Regions from separate parts of the Homo sapiens genome. Here region 2 is linked to region 1. Evidence: chromatin contacts called from ENCODE POLR2A ChIA-PET data. All regions are on one chromosome and are shown on one strand. The core of a region is the stretch at or near the end of the contact, and the rest is flanking DNA. Distances in the headings are between cores, read along the strand shown.

Region 1 (4,578 bases), core at 867-3,366:
GTGGAGCTTGGGCGAGAATGTGGTTGTAGAGCTGTATATGGGGCACTATCGGTGGTTTCTGTGGTGGGCCCACACAGAAACCTCTGTTGTGCTTTTACCCTGAAGCCAACAATGTGCCCCAGCTATTAGCTCACTGGACAGTCTCCAGGAACTGGGCCCAATGCTGCTTCCTCCCACAAAACAAAGCTATAAACTATTGTTCCTGCCCTCCTCTGTCCACAGGCCCCACTGCCCACAGCAGGCATGTCTGCCAAGGCCAAGGTCAAAATTTGCCAATGAGCTCAGCAGCGGAAACTCAGTAGTCTGCGCGGTTACCTCCTCTCTCTCCATCAGGGCATTGGAGGTCATTCCTCTCATTTTTTTTTGAGATAGAGTCTTGTTCTGTCTCCCAGGCTAGAGTGCAGTGGCATGATCTTGGCTCACTGCAGCCTCAACCTCCTGGGCTCAAGCAATCCTCCCACTTCAGCCTCCCAAGTAGCTGGGACTACAGGTGTGCACCACCATGCCCAGCTAATTTTTGTAGAGATGAGGTTTCTCCACATTGCCCAGGCTGATCTCGAACTCCTAGGCTCAAGTAATCCTTCTATCTTGGCCTCCCAAAGTATTGGGATTACAGAGGTGAGCCACAATGCCTAGCCCCTCCCTCTCTTAATCTTCCATTTCCCTTGCCCATCTCAGTTACAAGGAGCCTTGGCCGTGGGAGATGGATCAAAAGTCAAGGGTTTGATGCTGACTTCCATTTTATGTGTGTGTGTCTTCCCAGGGCTTCCTGGCCTCTGCCTCGACATCCCAACCCAGGAGTAAGGACAGTCACTAAGGGGTCGGGACAAGGGTCTGCCTGCTGTCTCCACTTAGCCTCCTCTGCTTCTCTTCTCGACATTGGCTGTCTGTCTGGGGTTAGGAGAGGATAAGAGGAGGTAGAAGATGAGGCTGGGGTCCATACTTATGGGCGAGAGTTGCCTCCTCTGATTTGGAGTCACAGGCAGTAGCCACAACCCAGCCAGCCCTGTCCCAAGGAAGATCAAGAAAAAGCACAAAGGGCTTAGTTCACAGCTCCCTCTCCTGATGGGGCCAGAGACCCTGCCCCCTGCCTCTGGATCCGCCAGCGAGTGCTTAGACCGGTGTAGATAACTTCCTTTCTTGTCACCCCTACCCCTGCACCCTGAAAGTCTCCTGAATTGGAGTGGGGGAATCAGTATGAAAGAAGCTGGGTCTGACCGGGCCTAGGAATAACGATCTGGGAGCATGACAGGCTGTTCTGGAAGAAAGGGAGTTTCTTTCCCTCTTCCCACTCTTTCAACAGCCTGGCTCTAGTGGCAACATGTATCAGGGAATTATTATTATTATTTCCATTTGGGATATAATTATAGTAGCTCTGAGAGCAACGCCTTACACACTTGGCACTGCTGGGGAACGTCGGCATGTAAGTACATCACAGAGTCATCTTATCTCACCCCCTCCACTCTCTTCTCCTTGCCCTCCAGCCATGCTCCACCCCCACAGACATTTATGGGACTTCTCTGGCTCTGGGCCAGGAAGATCATTTTGACTCCCTCCCCATTCCCCAATGCCTCTGGAGGGCCCCCTTTTTAGCTGCATCCTCCACTGGGTCCAAACCCAGCAATCCCCTGGTTGAAGCCTGGGCAGCTGAGATCACTGGTCTAGAAGGGCCTTGCTCTGGATTCTCAGCTGGGGTGGGGTGGGGGTACACAGAGCCCTGGCAGCCAAAGGAACAGGGTCAATGGCTGGGCAGGGTTGAGGAGGTACGGGGACCTGGGTGTGCAGGGGGCTTTGGAGTCAGTTCTCTGACTGGGGTTGCTTCTGGAAACTCCCTCCAGCTCCACAGTAGCCCGGGGCTGAGGGGGGCAACCTCAGCGATGTCGACCGGGCACGGAGAAGGTCCTGGGGCTGGCCTGTGGCCAGGAAGCCTGGCTGCTGGGTCCTCTAGGAGCTGCCCAGTGCAGAGGTGAGGCGGCTTGGTCACATGCTGGCTTCTTGGCCATTAGTTGTGGATGCAGTGTGTGGCACCAGGGCTGTGGAGATAAGCTGACAGCCTCCCCGTCCCGGGAGGGCCCCCTACAGTGGCGATACTGTAGCCTTGTTATCCTTCCGGAGGCGGTAACTCATGAGAGAGGCAGTGTGGGGAGGGCGCCTGGAGCCCTCTATCTGCAGGAACACATCCCAGTAATGCCTGCTGCCTATGAAAAGCCTGTGAAACCCGTTGAGAAGGATAGCCTGTGGCCACACGACTCCCTCCAGGATTCTGAAGGTGTGAGAATGGGCACAGCCCGTGGTCTCCCCATCAGCTACTCCCCTACTTCCCAAATTCTCTTATGACAAAGCCATTTGAGATTTATGTCCTTGGCCATCTTCTTCTTTCCATTGAGTGCATTTCTTTTTTTTTAATTTTAATTTAATTTAATTTAATTTTATTTTTTGAGACAGAGTTCCCTGGCTGGAGTGCAGTGGCACGATCTTGGCTCACTGCAGCCTCTGTCTCCCAGGTTCAAGTGATTCTCGTGCCTCAGCCTCCCAAGTAGTTGGGACTACAGGTGTGTGCCACCATGCCCGGCTAATTTTTGTATTTTCTGTAGAGATGGGGTTTCACTATGTTGGCCAGGCTGGTCTCGAATTGCTGATCTCAAATGATCTGCCTGCCTCGGCCTCCCAAAGTGCTGGGGTTGCAGGAGTGAGCAACCGTGCCTGGCCTAATTTTTATTTTTTAACTTTTGTGGGTACATAGTTGGTGTATATATTTATGGGGTATATGATAAATTTTGATCCAGGCATACATGTGTAATAATCGTGGATGGGGATGCATCCCGTCGCGTTTATCCTTTGTGTTACAAACAAGCCAATTATACGCTTTTAGTTATTTTAAAATCTACAATTAAATTCTTAATGACTACAGTCGTCACCCTGTTGTGCTATCAAATACTAGATTTTATTCATTCTTTCTACTATTTTGTGCCCACTGAGAGTACTTCTGCTTAATCAAATCGTTCAGGAGGTTCAGATCATCATAGGGTAGAGAATGCTTATAGGTATGGGATGACATAAACTTGAAGGACGGCTTGAGTTGCTAGGGAAGAAAGTTGCCATTGGATTTTGGTAAGCCATCTTCCCTTTTTCACCATTCAGAGAATCTACAAAGAATCATGTAAGGAAATCAAGTGCTAGAGTGCCTTTCACCCATGAAAGGTAGGACATACCTACAAAGTCTAAGACTTGCTCTCTTTATCCTCTATGTATGTTTCTGACTTTTTCCCATCCCTTTTCTCAACACTCACCCTTCTATGTTCTGGGGTGTTAAGTGACAGGTTTACCCACAGGCAGGGGATGCAGAGGGGGCCATAGGAGGGAGATGGCCATCTGTGCGTGATGACCAGGTATGAGGTGGAGCACAGGCTAGAATGGTGAGTTCTGCCTAGGGTGGAGTGGAGTATTAGAGGAAGCTCCTGAAAGGAGGAGAAGTTCCCCCAGTGGACAAGTTGAAGAGGGTACTCTGGGCCCAGGCAGAGTCGCCAGAAGAAATACAGAACACCCAGTTAAATTTAAACTTCAGATGAACAGTAAAACAATTTTAGTACATGTCCCAAATATTGCATGAGACATGCTTATACTAAAAAGGTGTTCATCATTTATCTGAAATTTAAATTTAACTGGACATTCTGCATTTTGATTTGCTAAATCTGGCAATCCTAGATCCAGGAAACAGCAACAGCGAAGACAGAAATGGCATTTGTGGGAAGGAGGAGTGGTTCCACCGGGCCTTGGGCCATCAGCAGCTGTGATTGCTTTCACTGGGAGGTCCTGACTTAGCTCAGGATTACAGACCACCTGCCAGCAAGTGCCCACACCCGTTGCTCTTAGCTACTGCTTCAGCTCTTTCTTTCAGGACCACCTCGTCACCAGCTGGAGAAATCCAGTTTCAAGTATTCATAATTCATTCTTTTCTTCCTGAAGCTTCTGTGTCTAGTCCCTTCCCTTGGGTCAGTATTCATTCAAGCCACCCAGCATACATTGAATGCCAGTCCTGTGCCAGGCAATGTGCTTGACATTGGGGATTCAGTGGCACATGGGACAGACATAGCCCTTGACCACATGGAATTTACAACACACATTTTAAAACCTCTTTTGACAGTATACATGGTGAGTGGGAGCAGACAGTAAAAAATACACAAACATATACAAACTAAATTTCTCCCATCCTTTTTTTAAAAAAATAGCTATTTTAGAGAAAGGAAATTTCTGAGACATCTCTGTAATTCTTAACTCCTTCTGCATTTGCAGCATGGACCTAGAACAACTGAGTTCTCCAAGTTTTCTCTGTTCCTTCTATCTCATGCACTGGATTGAGAACACAGAGGACACAGAGGAAGGAAGAAGGTGACTGCCCTAGCCCCCAAATACTAGTCTGGTGACAGACACAGAGCACACATTAAAAACAGAACACCAGCCGGGTGTGGTGGCTTATGCCTATAATCCCAGCAGCACTTTGTAAGGCCGAGGTGGGCAGATCACGAGGTCAGGAGTTCGAGACCAGCCTGGCCAACATGGCGAAACCTGTCTCTACTA
Region 2 (4,578 bases), core at 534-3,033, 630 kb before region 1:
CTGGGTGACAGAGCAAGACTGTCTCTAAAAACATAAAACATAAAAATGAATTTTAAAATACTTTGGAGATATTTGGTTAAATAAAATGTATTATTAAAATTAATTTTACTTGTTTCTTTTTATTTTTTAATGTGGCTGCTAGAACATTTAAAATTATGTATATGTCTCACATTTGTGGCTAGTTTCTGACATTTCTTAGTTGTATACCTTAGGCAGGTGTTTTAACATCTCCACACTTCAGTTTTTCCCATCTAAAAATGGGGTTAACAAGAGTTCTTACTTTATAGAGTTGTTGTAAGAATACTTAAATAGTGTCTGGCATATAGTGATTACCATGTGTAATTGCTATTATTATTATTATTAACTATGTGATCTTGAGAAGTTCCTTAACCATTAATTTACTCATATGTAAAATGGTGATAACAACATCTACCTCACAAGACTACTTCTTGAATTAAATGAGATACGATATACAAGATTGCTTGGCAGGAGGTAGGTGACCACAACATTGCTGAAACTTCCAGATCTTTGATGATATTCAGAAGGTTCTGTTATCTGGCTTATCTTGCCCCTCTTAAATTCAATTGTGTTTGTGTGTGCGTGTGTATGTGTGTGTGAGAAAAGTTGTAAATTATAAGGTGCTCTTTAGTTGTTAAACATTATTTTTATTATCCCCTACCATAAAACTGTCTCTCCAAGTATATGTTCCCTAAACTTGCCTTACTTAAAGCCTTCCTAGCCCCACTCACTCACCAGCTAGACTGAAATTTTGCTTTTCCATGAGGCCCTCACTGTGGATTCCAGCCCCAGTATAATCTCCTAACCCTCTAAATTCCTGAGACATTTCCCACCCATTGTATATTTTTGTCAGGTAATCCTATACTACTTTGTATTATTGTTTAATATTATCACCTGTATGTCTCCCTGGTCAGGCTACAGTGACTGTTTTATAACTTGTGAATTTCCCAACAGCACATGATAATTGCTCAAAAAAACATTTGGCCACCAAGTGGGAACATTTGGAAAAATTGGAAGGGAAAAAGGAGTTTTGACCCTGGAGATCTGGGTATACTCTGTAAAGGACAAAAAGTATCACGGGATAGAAGGAGTTTTATGCAAAAGTTTGAGATAAGCTTGAAAGGGCTGAGTACAGCTGATATGGAAAAAGAAGGGCGGAGGTGGTGGCTAAGGACAGAGCAGAGATTAGGAGCATAGTGGACACCTGCCCTGCAGGACAGTCCTGGAACTCAAAGCAGAGCTCTGTCTTTCCCATGGTTCCCCCAACAGCTATTTCCAGCCACACCCAATTTTAGAAGGTGCCACAAGGCCTCAGCCAATCAATTATCTTGCAAATCTCAGGCAGCTCATTCTGAGAGTTGCCTTCCTCTTGCCCTGGGAGCTTTCCCCACACCCAGGCATTTAACATGTTTTGAAATTCTTTCTTCTGCTTGAAGTTTTTGCTGACCACCTGACAGTGAATGAAAGCAGGTGCCCTACTCTACTGCCTTCTGAACTCATAAATCCCTCCTGGGTACTCTATCAGAAGAAAATACCCTACCACCTGAGTCATTGCAGAATCTACCATCTCCAAACACAGTGCCTACTCCATAACATGATGAATTGATGTCACCAAGTTGATGCTTGTTTGGGCCACAGTGAAGGAAAAACACAGCTAACATGGAGAAAAAGAAACTGCTGTTCAACCATGACTCATGGGCTTACCTCACAACACAAGGTTCAGGTTTGTTTTGCATTTTTGTGGCTCCAAGGTGATAGTGAATTGGCAAGGAGAAAAGGAGACAGCATGGTGGAAGTCAGGAGAGGTGTGATTCAGTTCTTGTCACCAACCGCAGTATGAGTTGGGCTGGGTATCAACTCATTTGAGTTTGAAAAATACAGACATGTCTTACCGCCTCAAAATTTTTTTATTCAAAGTTAGTCTGTTCCCACTAGGCATGATGCCCCAATGACAATCACACCTGAAAGGGGTCTGACACTATCCCTGGGAAAGGATCGCTAATTTCTGGATCTGGGGAAGTAGGACATGCCAAGTCTAGTTACCTTGGCCACCTGGCTCAAGGACATGGAACTAACAGAGACCAGCATACATGGATAGGGACCCAGCTGGCTTGATCTTTCACTCTTGCTTTTTTTTTTTTTTTTTTTAAATCCAACCAGGTTCAGCCAGACTCTTCCTCTCTCTTTGAAATGTTATTCCCAGCCCCAGGCCAAAATCTGATTACATAATTAGGCACTCAGTAAGTGTTCTCCAATGCTGATTTTTAATGAACTTGGACAATGCTGCTTCCTGTTTTGAAAGAGACAAACCCATTTGAAAAGCTAGCCTGTGCCCCTAATACCCACAGCATCTTGGAAATCAAATGGGCATTTTAATCACTTTAGAGGCAAAACCAATCAGATATAAATAGGTTAAAGTTCTTACAACTTTAAGACGGCAGCTGTTGAAAAGGAAAATTTGGTAGCAGGATATGATTGTGAAGCCAAAACTAGTACTGGCTGATCTATCTATCTATCTATCTATCTATCTATCTATCTATCTATCTATCTATCTATCCATCCATCCATCCTACCTAGTCACAGATTGTTCTGGGCTAACATCAAGATTATGAGACCTGGCGAGGTAGCTCATGCCTGTAATTCCAGCAATTTGGGAGGCTAAGGCAGGAGGATTGCTTGAGCCCAGGAGTTCAAGATCAGCCTGGGCAATATGGTGAGAACCCATCTCTACAAAGAATGAAAATATTAGCTAGGTGTGGTGGTACATGCCTATAGTCCTGGGTACTCAGGAGGCTAGGGTGGGAGGATCACCTGAGCTCAGGAGGTCAAGGCTGCAGTGAGCTGTGATTATGCCACTGCACTCCAGCCTGGGCAACAGAGCAAGACCTTGTCTCAAAAAAAAAAAAAAATTATGACTATGCTGACTCAGGAGTCTACCATTTTCCTGAGATTTTGGACTGGCAGGTAAAAGATATTTGTAAGACTTTGGATGGCATCTTCCTAACAAATCACTTCTCGGTCTCCTGGGTAACTTTAGAGGGCACTTTGGAGTTAATTCGAGGCCGTTTTAAGTGCCACACCAGGCCTGCTGATGTTCCTTAGTGGAAGTAGAATTAGGCTGACTTTCCCAGCATTTTTGATATGTGTTGAGTAGTACAAGGGGCATGAGGAAAAGGAAATGTTGGAGATAGCAGGCTTGCTGGGAGAAAGGGTAGACATTGAGGAGGGGTGTTGTACTTATTTACCATAAAAGCTGTTCTATCTTCTCACCCTATATCCATGACTACAACTCAGGATTAAATGCTAACACTAGTATTTCCTTGCTTAAAACCTTTCATCTGAACAATGCTTCCCACTGCATCCTTGGTCTGACATTTAAATTCAAATTTGGTTCTGCCTGTATCTTCAAAATCATTTCTCAACACTCCCTGTCACTAAACACTGCTTACAGTTCCCAGTGAGGTGGGAACTCTCTTTTATGCCTTTGCCCAGATTGAGCTCTAAGATTGCCTTTTTCCCACCTTCTTTACCATCTATTTTCTATGTGTTCTTCAAGATAACTCAGGTACCACCATCCTTGACACTGTCCTGAGCTCAATCTCCCCCCTCTGTTACCTCTGAGCACCCCAGGCAGATCTCTATCATAGTCACAGGATACTGTAATCATCTCTTTGCTTTTTTGTCCCCAACTAGACTGGATCATAGACTCTTTGAAGGTAAAACTATTTATTAAGCATCATTATATTTCTGTGACTTGTACAATGCCAGTCACTTGTAGACACTCAATAAATGTTGATGAATTAATTAATTTGGTATAGATTGGGGGTAGAACCATCCCAACCAACTGGCATTGCACAATGCCATAGACTAGAGCTGGCCTCATCTCCAGTTCTCTCCTGGGCACAGGCCTGGAGCTCCACTGGCACCCTAGGAGCTCGGTCCTGTGTCTACACACAGACTCACATTATTCTCTCCATCTAGACTTGGAATCTTCAGCTCCAAGCTCCATGCTCTCCCTCTTTCCTCTTTTGGAAATTTGTTTTTCCTTCTTTCTTTTTCTTTCTTTTTTTGAGATGGAGTTTCGCTCTTGTTGCCCAGGCTGCACTGCAATGGCACAATCTCGGCTCACCGCAACCTCCGCCTCCTGAGTTCAAGCGATTTTCCTGCCTCAGCCTCCTGAGTAGCTGGGATTACAGGCATGTGCCACCACGCCTGGCTAATTTTGTATTTTTAGTAGAGGTGGGGTTTCTCCATGTTGGTCAGGCTGGTCTCGAACTCCCGACTTCAGTTGGTCCACCCGCCTCGGCCTCCCAAAGTGCTGGGATTACAGGCGTGAGCCACCGCGCCCAGCCAGATATTTGTTTCTTGTTTAAATCCACTTGGTTCTTTTCGCTTTGTCTCTCTGCCCTCCCACCATTACGTACACAATGTTTTGGTTGCATGTTTCTGTCTGTTTTTGCATGCATGCATGTGTGCTCTGTCTCCTCCAAAGTTCAGGCCAAAGTTCACAGACGGCCATGGCTCTCCACCAAGCCCACTGCAGTGCTGTGTACACAGTGG

The links. ChIA-PET counts read pairs that join two places held with the same protein, here RNA polymerase II (POLR2A).
Region 2: POLR2A ChIA-PET joins it to region 1 with 13 read pairs in OCI-LY7. The contact joins two enhancer-like sites. POLR2A ChIA-PET finds 5 or more read pairs at or near these places in 2 of 52 experiments (OCI-LY7 and activated T-cell).

The regions. Positions count from the first base shown.
Region 1 is chr1:211,627,882-211,632,459 of GRCh38, reverse strand. No RefSeq gene overlaps it. Among named protein-coding and RNA genes, the nearest start is that of NTRAS, 9.6 kb to the left of the region's middle. RefSeq lists an enhancer at 1-107. Within about 2 kb of position 2,116, at least 4 of the 41 ENCODE cell types and tissues checked have a DNase peak (open chromatin) inside an H3K27ac peak, as active enhancers do.
Region 2 is chr1:212,258,261-212,262,838 of GRCh38, reverse strand. The region is part of intron 1 of LINC02608 (long intergenic non-protein coding RNA 2608); the gene reads left to right. Among named protein-coding and RNA genes, the nearest start is that of LINC02608, 24 kb to the left of the region's middle. RefSeq lists an enhancer at 3,171-3,340. Within about 2 kb of position 1,783, at least 4 of the 41 ENCODE cell types and tissues checked have a DNase peak (open chromatin) inside an H3K27ac peak, as active enhancers do.